Regions from separate parts of the Mus musculus genome. Here region 1 is linked to region 2. A link is a loop called in an ENCODE intact Hi-C map of the cell type or tissue named here. Cell type or tissue: heart. All regions are shown on one strand. Each heading gives the region's core, and the rest is flanking DNA. Links, peaks and the distances in the headings are about the cores only. Region 1 holds the start of Agk (acylglycerol kinase). Region 2 holds the start of Dennd11 (DENN domain containing 11).

What was found. Peaks named below come from ENCODE experiments on the same cell type or tissue, not always from the same donor. Only the 100,000 strongest peaks of a DNase experiment are listed, where the experiment ranks them.
Region 1: it touches region 2 in a loop (12-fold over the local background); 2 of 42 quality-filtered maps call a loop at or near these places.

The regions. Positions count from the first base shown.
Region 1 is chr6:40,320,357-40,325,734 of GRCm38, reverse strand. Agk (acylglycerol kinase) reads right to left here and starts at 257. Exons shown (of 16, transcript NM_023538.2): 1 at 205-257. In heart, for the core only: no CTCF peak of the experiment used is centred there; no DNase peak of the experiment used is centred there; H3K4me3 peaks cover 808 bases; H3K27ac peaks cover 837 bases.
Region 2 is chr6:40,433,855-40,439,232 of GRCm38, reverse strand. Dennd11 (DENN domain containing 11) reads left to right here and starts at 3,098. Exons shown (of 9, transcript NM_001356375.1): 1 at 3,098-3,375. The coding sequence starts at 3,108. It also overlaps a transcript of Wee2 not described here. In heart, for the core only: no CTCF peak of the experiment used is centred there; DNase peaks (open chromatin) are centred at 3,082 and 3,872; H3K4me3 peaks cover 1,983 bases; H3K27ac peaks cover 1,590 bases; H3K27me3 peaks cover 1,494 bases.

The DNA.
Region 1 (5,378 bases), core at 228-5,227, 110 kb after region 2:
ACTCGCAGGGACAACGGGCGTGCACGCCATGCTGGCCCGGCCCAATCTCCCCTCCTCCCGCCCCACCGCAGTCAGCAACCGCGTGGCCGATCCCCGGACGCCAGGCGGGTTCCCCGGACGCTCTGCTCAACGCAGCCACCAGCGGCTGCGCTCCACACCCTGACAACACACATCCCGCGGCCCTAGCTTGCTCCCCGAACTCACCGCTGCCCGCCGCTCAGCGCCCGGCCTTTCCTGTGTGCTCTCACAAAACTCTCCCTCTCTTTTCAGGGAAACCGCTCCCTCTGCTCTCGGGTTCCGACGCGGAGCAGCGCGAGCCAGGCGGGGGCGAGCCCTCCCGTGACCTAGGGATGGGCTCGCAGCAGCCACCGCCCTCCCTTCCCTTTCTCTCACATTACTTGTTCATTCAATCTTTCATCTATCCATCTGTCGCCAGCCAGTCGTTTCTGGAAAGTTCACAATACATAATAAGAACAGTTTTACGATTTGGAACTAAATCAGAAAGTAATTAAATGGCTAAGGCATAGTGGTAAATGAAACAAAATAAAACAAAACCCAGCGACAGGGCGGGAGATGAGGAGGCACTGTGTTAAATTAACGAGCGGAAGTTTGAGCTCCAGAGAGCAGGAAGATGATGATCAGGTCTGGATGCACGGAAGAGCAGGGTGGGGTGGGAGTGGGGCTGAGGCTGGGGAAATCAGGCACAAAATCACAGAACCCTTAGGCCTGTGTGCTGGAGGCAGAAAGAGCTATGAGAAAAGGGAGCCATGCAGCAGGAGAGCCCACAGGGGTGTTGGACAACAGAAAAATGTGTCTTGTTAAAATATAAAGATCGCTGGGCTGAAGATGAAGGGCAGGTGCAGAGAAGCTTCCTGTTAGCTGCCTTACACCAAGGCAGTTACAAAAACTTTTTATCTTGCCACCTTTCACTGCGAGGAAGATGTCAACAAAATAAAACAGATTTTGCTGCAAAGAGGACTCTTAGAAGTCTGCCCTGAGGGCACAACATTGCTGTCTTAAATGGGAACAGTTTTTCAGTAGGAACATCTTCAAATGGGAACTCGCCTGAGATGTCCCAAGACTGGATCCACTAATATTTGATCTCTAGGGACTCCCATCTTCCACAAGATGTACAAGCAATTAAAGGTTACTGGGCCAGAGGGGCTGAGGAGTGTTGAGGGAACTTCTTCACTGGTATTGCCTCCTCTAAGTTGCTCATGTTCCTATAGGTAATTCCTCACTACCCCAATCAAATTCATGGATCCACAAATCTAGACTTTAGTGGAATCATTTCTTCGGGGTCTGTTCCTGTCACTATCTGGAGAAAATAGACATTTCTTCACTGCTGTCTCCCTAGGAAACAGGAAATAAATGTATTCTGAGCCAAGTATGAATGGCAATGGTTTTGGAACACAGATTCAAGTTGCCCTGAATGACACGTTCCACCGTAGAATAGGTTAGTTGGACACTTATGAATCAGAAAATAAAATAAAGCCATGAGCCCATTTGTCTTAGTCAGGGTTTCTATTCCCGAACAAACATGACCAAGAAGCAGTTGGGGAGGAAAGGGTTTATTCAGCTTACACTTCCATATTGCTGTTCATCATCAAAGGAAGTCAGGACTGGAACTCAGACAGGTTAGAAAGCAGGTGCTGATGCAGAAGCCATGGAGAGATGTTCCTTACTGGTTTGCTTCCCCTGGCTTGCTCAGCCTGCTCTCTTATAGAACCCAAGACTACCAGCCCAGTGATGGTCCCACCCACAAGGGGCCTTTCCCCCTTGATCACTAGTTGAGAAAAATCTCATGGAGGCATTTCCCCAACTGAAGCTCCTTTCTCTGTGATAATTCCAACTGTGTCAAGTTGACACAAAACTAGCCAGTACAATTGACCCCTTGTCAACTTGACACACAAACACATCACTAGTAAGCCTCAACCCTTACATTCTTATTCATCCCCAAGATCTAAATAACTTTAAAAGTCCCACAGTCTCTACATATTCTTAAAATATCCATCTCTTTTAAAACCCAAAGCCTTTTTACAATTAAAAGTCTCTTAACTGTGGGCTCCACTAAAAATAGTTTCTTACTTCAAGAGGGAAAAACATCAGGGCACAGTCACAATCAAAAGCAAAAATTAAACTCCAACTGTCCAATGTCTGGGATCAAACTCACAATCTTCTGGGCTCCTCCAAGGGCTTGGGTCACTTCTCCAGCCCTGTCCTTTGTAGCACTCATTTTGTCTTCTAGGCTCCAGCTGCCTGTACTCCACTGTTGCTGCTGTTCTTGGTGGTCATCTCATGGTACTGGCATCTCCAAACACTGTAGTCTTTCGCTGTAACTATGCTTCACCAACAGCCTCTCATAGGCTCTCTTCATGGTGCCAAGCCTCAACTCCTTTACATGACCCCTTCTGTCCTGGAAAATCAATTGCAGCTGAGGCTGCACCTTCACCAATGGCCTTCCATGGCCTCTCACTGTGCTGAGCCTCAGCTGCTCTGCATGACCTCTTCATGCCTTCAAAACCAGTACCACCTGGGTGAATCTTACACATTACCAAGTCCAGCCACAGCACAAGGTACAACCTTGGCCATCTCTGGAATACAGCCTCTGTGCTCTCAAAAACACTTCCCAGAAGATGTCACCTCAATGATGCTGGTCTCTTCTTAATCACTGCTAATTTCTTAGCTCCAGCTAACCAGCATCAATAGTCCCAGAAATGCAAAGTTTTTGCTTTAGTTGTTCTGGTATATTGTTAATCACAGCTGATTCTTCAGCCCCAGCTAACCAGAACTACAGAATCTTCACAATCAAAACAGCAATGGCCCTGAAAAGAGTCTTTAATTTTCCCTCTGAAATTTCACAAGCCAGGCCTCCATTTTCTGCACTGCTCTCAACATTATCTTCCAAGCTCCTACACAATATCTCACAGAGTTTTTAACAGCAAATGGATCTTCTGGCCCAAAGTTCCAAAGTCCTTCCACAGTCCTCCCCAAAACATGGTTAGGTTGTCACAGGAATATTCCACTCTGCTGGTTACCAATTTGTCTTAGTCAGGGTTTCTATTCCTGCACAAACATCATGACCAAGAAGCAAGTTGGAGAGGCAAGGGTTTATTCAGCTTACACTTCCATACTGCTGTTCATCACCAAAGGAAGTCAGGACTGGAACTCAAGCAGGTTAGGAAGCAGGAGCTGATGCAGAGGCCATGGAGGAATGTTCTTTATTGGCTTGCTCAGCCTGCTCTCTTATAGAACCCAAGACTACCAGCCCAGGGATGGTCCCACCCACAAGGGGCCTTTCCCCCTTGATCACTAATTGAGAAAAATGCCTTACAGTTAGATCTCATGGAGGCATTTCCTCAACCGAAGCTCCTTTCTCTGTGATAACTCCAGCTGTGTCAAATTGACAGAAAACTAGCCAGTACACCATTTAAGATGTCAAGTAGGCAGGAAACAGCACCACAGAGAAATCTCTTCCATAGGTTTCAGATGCCATGTGATGGATGACCTTCTTAGATTTGGGTTGGTGGAAGTTTACAGTTATATCATTCCTAAAGTTTTAACTAGTAGTCACAAAGATGGGTTAGGTAGAGAGTTTGGTGGTAAATAGCTACTACAGGCAAGAGAGAAGAAATTTGGCTATCCATCTGTGACATTCCATCTCCCCACTGTCATGAAGTTCTAATCAGTCTACTGGTCTGCAGACTCTTGAATAGCAGTGTACCTTTTTTCCATACAACTCTAGTCCACAGACAACAAAGGCTAACCACTGAGGACAGCTGTGGGCCCACATCAGCATTTGCATGATTTATTTATCAAAACGGTCTTTATCTGCCAATGTATTTAACTCCACCTACATTGCTGTCAATATAAAATCAAAATCCTTCACCCCTCACTTCTGTCACCTGCTTAAATGTTATTGTTCTTTGTTTGGAGTGCCATCTAAGACAGAGTTCTAAGTCACCAATTTGAGCTTCCTCCTGATGGTCACATATTAATAATTATGCTTGTTTTCTCATGTTAATCTCTTTCTTTCTTTCTTTCCTTCTTTCCTTTTTGGGAGTGGAGAGGTCTTCCTCAACTCTTCCTCAAGGACAGAGAAATTAAGCCCCTTTCCTGCATGGGAAAGCTTTTTTGGACACACCACTCAGTAGAATAGGATTCTGTCAGCAGAATTGTTGGGTCTGGTTTACATTTTACAGATATCTCTAGTGCAGTCAGTGGACTCGTAGTAACAAGAGAGCTACACGAACACTGTGCTGATGCAGACCTCCAGATAGTTTAAATTCAGCAACCCTCATGATGGAGGGGGATCAAGCCAAGCAACACAACTTTCTCTCTTCTTTCTTCCATCATTCTGTCACTCAGCATCTGCTGAGAGGCGTGTGATGGGCCGCATGGAAAGGTCTGAGGCTGGCTTCAAGTTTAGTGCCCTCCATGGTGCCCACCCCCACAGGGCTTGCAATCTACCTTCACAAGTCCCATTTCATTTGTTTATAACTTAGACTCCAGATGAATGCTTGAAGAACAACAAAAACATCTGATGAGGTTAAGTGCAGTAAACCATACTCTGTCCTACTTTTCACTGGGACAGTGTGACTTTCCCACCACTCTCCCTGGGAATAGTGTGAACTTCCAACCACTCTCTCCATTTGTCCATTAGAAGATGGGAGAACATCATGCTTTAAAACAATCCCTTAGTGTTCTAAAATAGTTTACTGCTGAGGGAGTCGGTGAATTACTTTCGGAATTTCTTTTCCAACTATCTAACCTGTTCATTTGTGGAAATGAGTCTGTGCAACTGCTTGACTGGAGGCTTGAAACCCCCGAGACCTGTGGGATGATCCAAGGAGAAGGCAAAGAACATGCTTTAGGATTGGGGGCGAGGGGGAGTCCTGAAAATGGGGACAGTGAACTTTGATCAGAAAATGATAGTTTTAAAAAGCCTTAAAAATAATTACATATGCATCTGGGGGGTGAGCGCGCTCGAGCACATGTGTGTGCCTTTCTTATGGCTTATGTCTTGTTTTCTATCTTATATGTGAAGGGAGGACTACACTCCTTTCTGGGCTTAGTACCTCTCAAGATTAGAATCATATATTACTGCCACATGGGCATCGCAGGTGAGTGTGAACTTGGCCACATAGACTGCTTTAATACTCTGAAGTTTGCCTGTGGTTCTCTCCAAGAAACAGAAGGTTTTAATCCTGCAGACCCATTTTAGATTTCTGGTTTCCAAAACTGTAAGATAATACATTGTATGTTAAACTACTGAGTACACAGCAATTTGGTAAGCAGTCACAATTAGCATGCACTGTCTTAGGTTATGCTTCCTAGAGAATCCAAGCTATGCTGGGCAGATACCAATTGCACTGTCT
Region 2 (5,378 bases), core at 215-5,214:
CTGTCTTTTTTATATCTCTCCCATTATGTGCTCAGGGCTGAAGGTTACAGAGCTTTACAGTAAGAGTGAAATTCGGGCAAAACTTACGACACAACAGAAGGGGAAGAGCTTTACTTTCCAGCAATGGCAGATGGTGATATAAATGATCCGACTCTCACATAACACTAGCCACAAAAATAATTCATGTAGTTTTCCGTGATAGGATACCAAAATGTTCATGATCTGATGTAAGGGAGAAAAGAAAACAAATCTAACATTGAGCATACTCTAAACAAACAAACAAACACAGAAAGAAACTATCTAATAAATATCTGTTTAAGACAAGCCATTGAATTCCCTTGCTGGTATAGCCCCATATAAAACAGTAAAGCAGCCTCCTACAGAGAGAGCTAGATAAGGAAATTTCTTGTTTTGAATTTGTCACTAGAGGGGCTGGGGGTGAGAAAAAACTCCCAGCTAAGACTTTGGATCGCAGGCTGCTGATTCAGATAGTTTTTCCTTTGAAGTCACAGCACCAGCAGCTTCCAGGGAACTTCAAGCATGGCTTTTACTCAGCGTAGTCCCTGGTTGGGTTGGTGGTTCCTTCCCACTTCTGACAATGCCACCAGGAATCTCTTCTGTGACAACCAGACCTCAGTGACAACTGTCAGACACCACAACATGTTTATACACAGTTGCGTTCTGTGCTCTAGAACTGATGAGCTAAGACAATTTAAGACTTTACATCTATGTGATGACATGGTAGACTAAAAATATTCTGTATTTTATGTGATGGAGATATATTTAGTATTTGGGAGACCAAAAGATTTTATTTAAAATGTAGACATGGTGTTCTAAGTGAACACATTTCAAAATACTCTGCCAGCTGAGTATCTTTGAAAATAAGTGACCTTTCTCCCATCTCATCTCAAACACTTGTTCCCAAGCAGAAGTGTTCTAACAGCCAGACTCAATGTCTCTATCATCATGTGACAATTCAGTAGATACAAAGGTTAATCTGGGGGTCAGGTATAAAGGCCTCTTTCAGATTGTGAATGTGTGTGTGCTAAAAGAGTGTTATCGCCCTCACAAACAGTTTTGAGCACCTACCATGGGCACAATACTAGATAAAGCCTGGCAGAGGGCCTGCAGCATCGGAGTGTAAGTTTCTGCTTCCACTTCCTGAGCTGACAGATACCTGTTGAGCAATATTATGCAAAGCACCAGGAATATATTATTAGGCTCCATGGTTGGTGAACTAGAATATGCTGAAGACAGAACATGGCTGTCAGTTTGAAAACTGCTTTTATGTACAGAGAGGTGGTTGGTATGGACATTACAAGTTGATTTATCGGTATATATGTAGGACATTAAATTAGGGGGTGGTGGGAGAGGTAGACATTGCCAAACAACAACAACAACAACAACAACAACAACAACCCAGGAAAGTATTTTTCTCAAGTAAGAAAGAAAAATACCAGCCGGACGGTGATGGTGCCCACACCTTTAATCCCAGCATTTGGGAGGCAAAGGCAGGAGGATCTCTGAGTTCCAGGCTAGCCTGGTCTATAGAGAGAGTCCCAGGACAGCCAGGACTACATAGAGAAAGTGCCTCAAACAAAACAAAACAAAAACAAGAAGAAAAACACCAAAAACAAACAACACAACTATTAAAAAAGAGAAAGGAAGGAAGGAAGGAAGGAAGAAAGAAAAAGAAAAGAAAGAACCGACCAACCCATTTGCCCTAAAACCGGTGACTTTGGAAAGTGGTTAAGGATTATCTATCAACCGAGTTTTGTATCTAAAAATAGAATCTTGTACTTCTCAACTTCAGCTTTGGCTGTGCCTCAGTTTCTGAAGTAGTGGGCTTTGTTGTCTGGCCTTCAGAGTTTGTGCAAAACTCAAGCAGATGTGCCCTTGAATTTAAACTGGATTGTGCCCTAGCCCTGGCTTGGACTGTACATTCCCCAGACTCCCATTTCAGTAATTACTCCATTAATTGAGTGAGGTAGTCACTTAACATGTCTTTAGGGGATGGGGGTTAGGGTGAACTAACTAATGATGATGACAGCAATCACTACTTTTTGGTAAAACGTTTTACTGTTAAGGCGTGAGTCACATATTTGGAACTAGCAGCAGCTGTGGGTAGGCAGTCATTGATGATCCTCTTGGGAACAGGATCAAAGCAGGGAGACCTGGGCTTCACAAAGTCCCTGGAGTTAACAGGTAACACAAAAATTTTACCAAGTCCTTGTCAGAAACATGAGGTGAATTCTATCTAAAAATAATTGTCTCTTGCTATCTTATTTTTTTCATAATTTTAATGGATATTTCTTATGCATACCTCTAAGTTAGTCACCAGATTTACCCCCTTCCAAGAACTGAGAAATTCAAATTTTTATTTGTAAATATTCAGAGGGAATTCATTGGCAATCCTTACTTACCAAAGCCACAGACAGGCTTAAGGGCTGCTTTCCTACTCACTTTTTCCTGCTTATTTTAATGTAGAATGCCCCCCACCCCCACCCCAGCCCTCCAGCTTAATATCTCCAAACTGCATATATGCAAGGAAATAAATTAATGATCACTATCTCGACCAGCCTGTTATATAAATAAAGTTAAATGCCCAATGGCAACCTTACAGTCCTTTTGATCTTGATTTGTGTGTGTATTTGAAACACTTGGGATGTCCTCTGCTTCACTTCCTGACTTGGAGGCAGTTTTCACCAAGCTCTCGGGATTATATAATATATGTGCTCCGCTCCATAATGGTGACGTTCAAAAATTCACAGTGGAATCCTAGTTGGGAAGGCTCTTCAACCCACGCGCAGGTGACAGACTAAGGGATGCGCGTCCTGCACCCTACACTATGGATCAAGAGCACCCACATACAGAGATGCAGAGCTGAAGCCCGGACCAGGCCACGGGGCGCTGAACCCGTGCGGGCCACCTTCCAGAGCTCCGGGACCAAGCAAGTGCGCTGGTGTCCGAGCAGGGGCAGGTGTGGCCAAGCCCAGCGGGCACCCAGAGAGCCTCCGCACCGCAGAAAGCGGCAGGGCGGGCAGGCCCGGAGGGGAGTGCCCGCAGCCTGCCCCGCCCCTCGCGCCCCGGCTCCGCCTCGCCTCGCCATGGTGGAGCAGGGAGACGCGGCGCCGCTGCTGCGCTGGGCCGAGGGCCCCGCGGTCTCTGTGCCGCAGGACCCCGCGCTGCAAGCTGGAGGATGGGTCCGGGGCGGCAGTGGGGAGGGCCGAGTGGCCGCGGAGGCGCCCCGAAGGCGGGAACCCGACGAGCCAGCTCCCCCCGAAGTGCTGCTGCAGCCGGGGCGCCTAGAGCTAGGCGACGTAGAGGAGGACCAGGTGGTGGCCGTGTTCGTGGTCACCTTCGATCCTCGCTCCGGTGAGAGCCACTTAGGGATGGAAGGATTGGGGGGGGGCGGTGGGGGAGACTGCACACTGGGTTTCGGGGGCGCGGGGGAGGGACTCGCTGCGCACGCACTCGCACCCACACACCTGCATCCCTCCCTGCCCGGGGGTCCCGGGGCACGGGGGCGCTGTGTCTCCAGACTGGAGCCGAGGGATCCCGGGGGCTTTGTTCCGCCCCCTGCTCCGTCCCGCCGCCGCTCTCAGCTCCGCTCCGCCGCCTAGTCGCCGCTCTCCTATTTGCTCCGCTTCAGTGCGGGAGGATTGGTTTGCGGCAGCGGGCACATTGGCTTTTGTTTTCTCTGTTTTCCTGCTGGGCTGAAAGGTTCTTATAGACGCCGAGAGGAAGACACCCCCCCCCCTCCCGCGTACGTCGCCTCCCACGAGGGTTCAGAACGACCCTGCTCTGCGCCTGCCCTTGCTCCGGATTGCTCCCTGCGCCGTAACTTTCCCAGCCGCCTAGTTCACTTTCTCCGAAGGCTTCATTTTTAGGAATTAACGTGAGAGCGTTAGGGGATGGGGCTGGAGAAGCTTTCGCTGGCAGGCTGCCTTTCTGGGAAGACTCACTGGCTGTGTCACACCGTCTCTACCCTAGCCACCCACTCCGGGGTGGGGAGTGCGTTGCAACAGTAGGCGGTTCCGCGAGGGGATAAAAGTGAACGAATGGCTGTGGGCTCCAGCTTAAGGCATTGGAATCCCCCAGCTGCTTATTTGAGGAAGAGGAATGCTCGGATGCTTCTTCCTCGATTTCTCCTTTGAGCTGCTAGCGTGAGGAGCTGGTGTTTGTGAGGGAAGGATGGTTTTCTTCCTTCTGGAAGTTCCCAGCCAGTCTTCCAACCCTGAGAGGATGGATGGGCTAGGAAGAAGAAATAGGATTATGTGCCAGGTACTTCAGAGATGATGGATGCTGGTGGCTTCTAGGGTGGGTGGCTTAACCATGGTCAACGATTCTGAGCCAGCAAACAGGCTCCTTACAAAGGCGAATGCCCTATTCCTAGCGGCAGGACTTGTGGGAAGAACTCAGCCCCCACCCCCATCCCGTCTACTTGTTGCCTTATCCCACAGTCTTTCAAACTTTTCTGACTTTAACCTGCCATATCGAATTAAATTTGCATCACAACCAGAACATTCAAACTAAGGGAAGCCCGAGTTTCCTGATAGGAAACTCAGTATTGGCCCCCTCCGTGCTTATTAATGGTCATCACACATACTGCCCTGACTCATACAGTCAGGATTTGTGCTCAGGTAAATCGAGGCAAGCTTGAGAGTCACCCGAGGTTCAGAACTGGGAACGAGACATTAATGGCTTTCTGACTGCATAATGGTAGCTGTCTGGTGATAGAGTCTAGGGAAAGGAGGGGGGAAGGAAATCTCACACTAGTCACAGGTAGAGCTGATAAAATGGATTATCGATCCATTACTCTCATTGATTACGGAGATTGAGGCCCTTGTAGGGGCTCCCATATCTTTCCATTCACAGCTGGTGACTGGCTTTCTGGTTTATACTGTCTGTGTGTGAGGGGGGAGGAGGGGGGACAGACACAGACACAGACAGACCAACAGACAGACAGAGACAGAGACAGAGACAGAGACAGAGAGGGGGGTTGGTTTTTATACTAAGGTTACTATGAAAAGGCAAGAGCTGTTACTAATACTGTGACATTTGTGCAAGCATTTTACTCTGATTTCATTCTAACCACTCTGCAATTTGCTGATTATTTTATACCTAGTTTGCTTATGAGGAAAGGCACCAAGGATGGTTACATATTTTGGAAATAATGAGCCAGCTTAACCAATATCTTTCTAGCACACTCCACTGCCTGAACCTTGGCCCCTCACATTGCCTGGTCACTTCCCTTGGGGATCTGCAGAGAGGAAGGTGTGTGCACTTGGGTGAGCATTGTTAACTTGGTTTAGTTTTGGTGGAGAAAGCAGCTGTTTCCTGCCCACCTCTTTTCCTCTAAGCTATGCCAGCCTTCT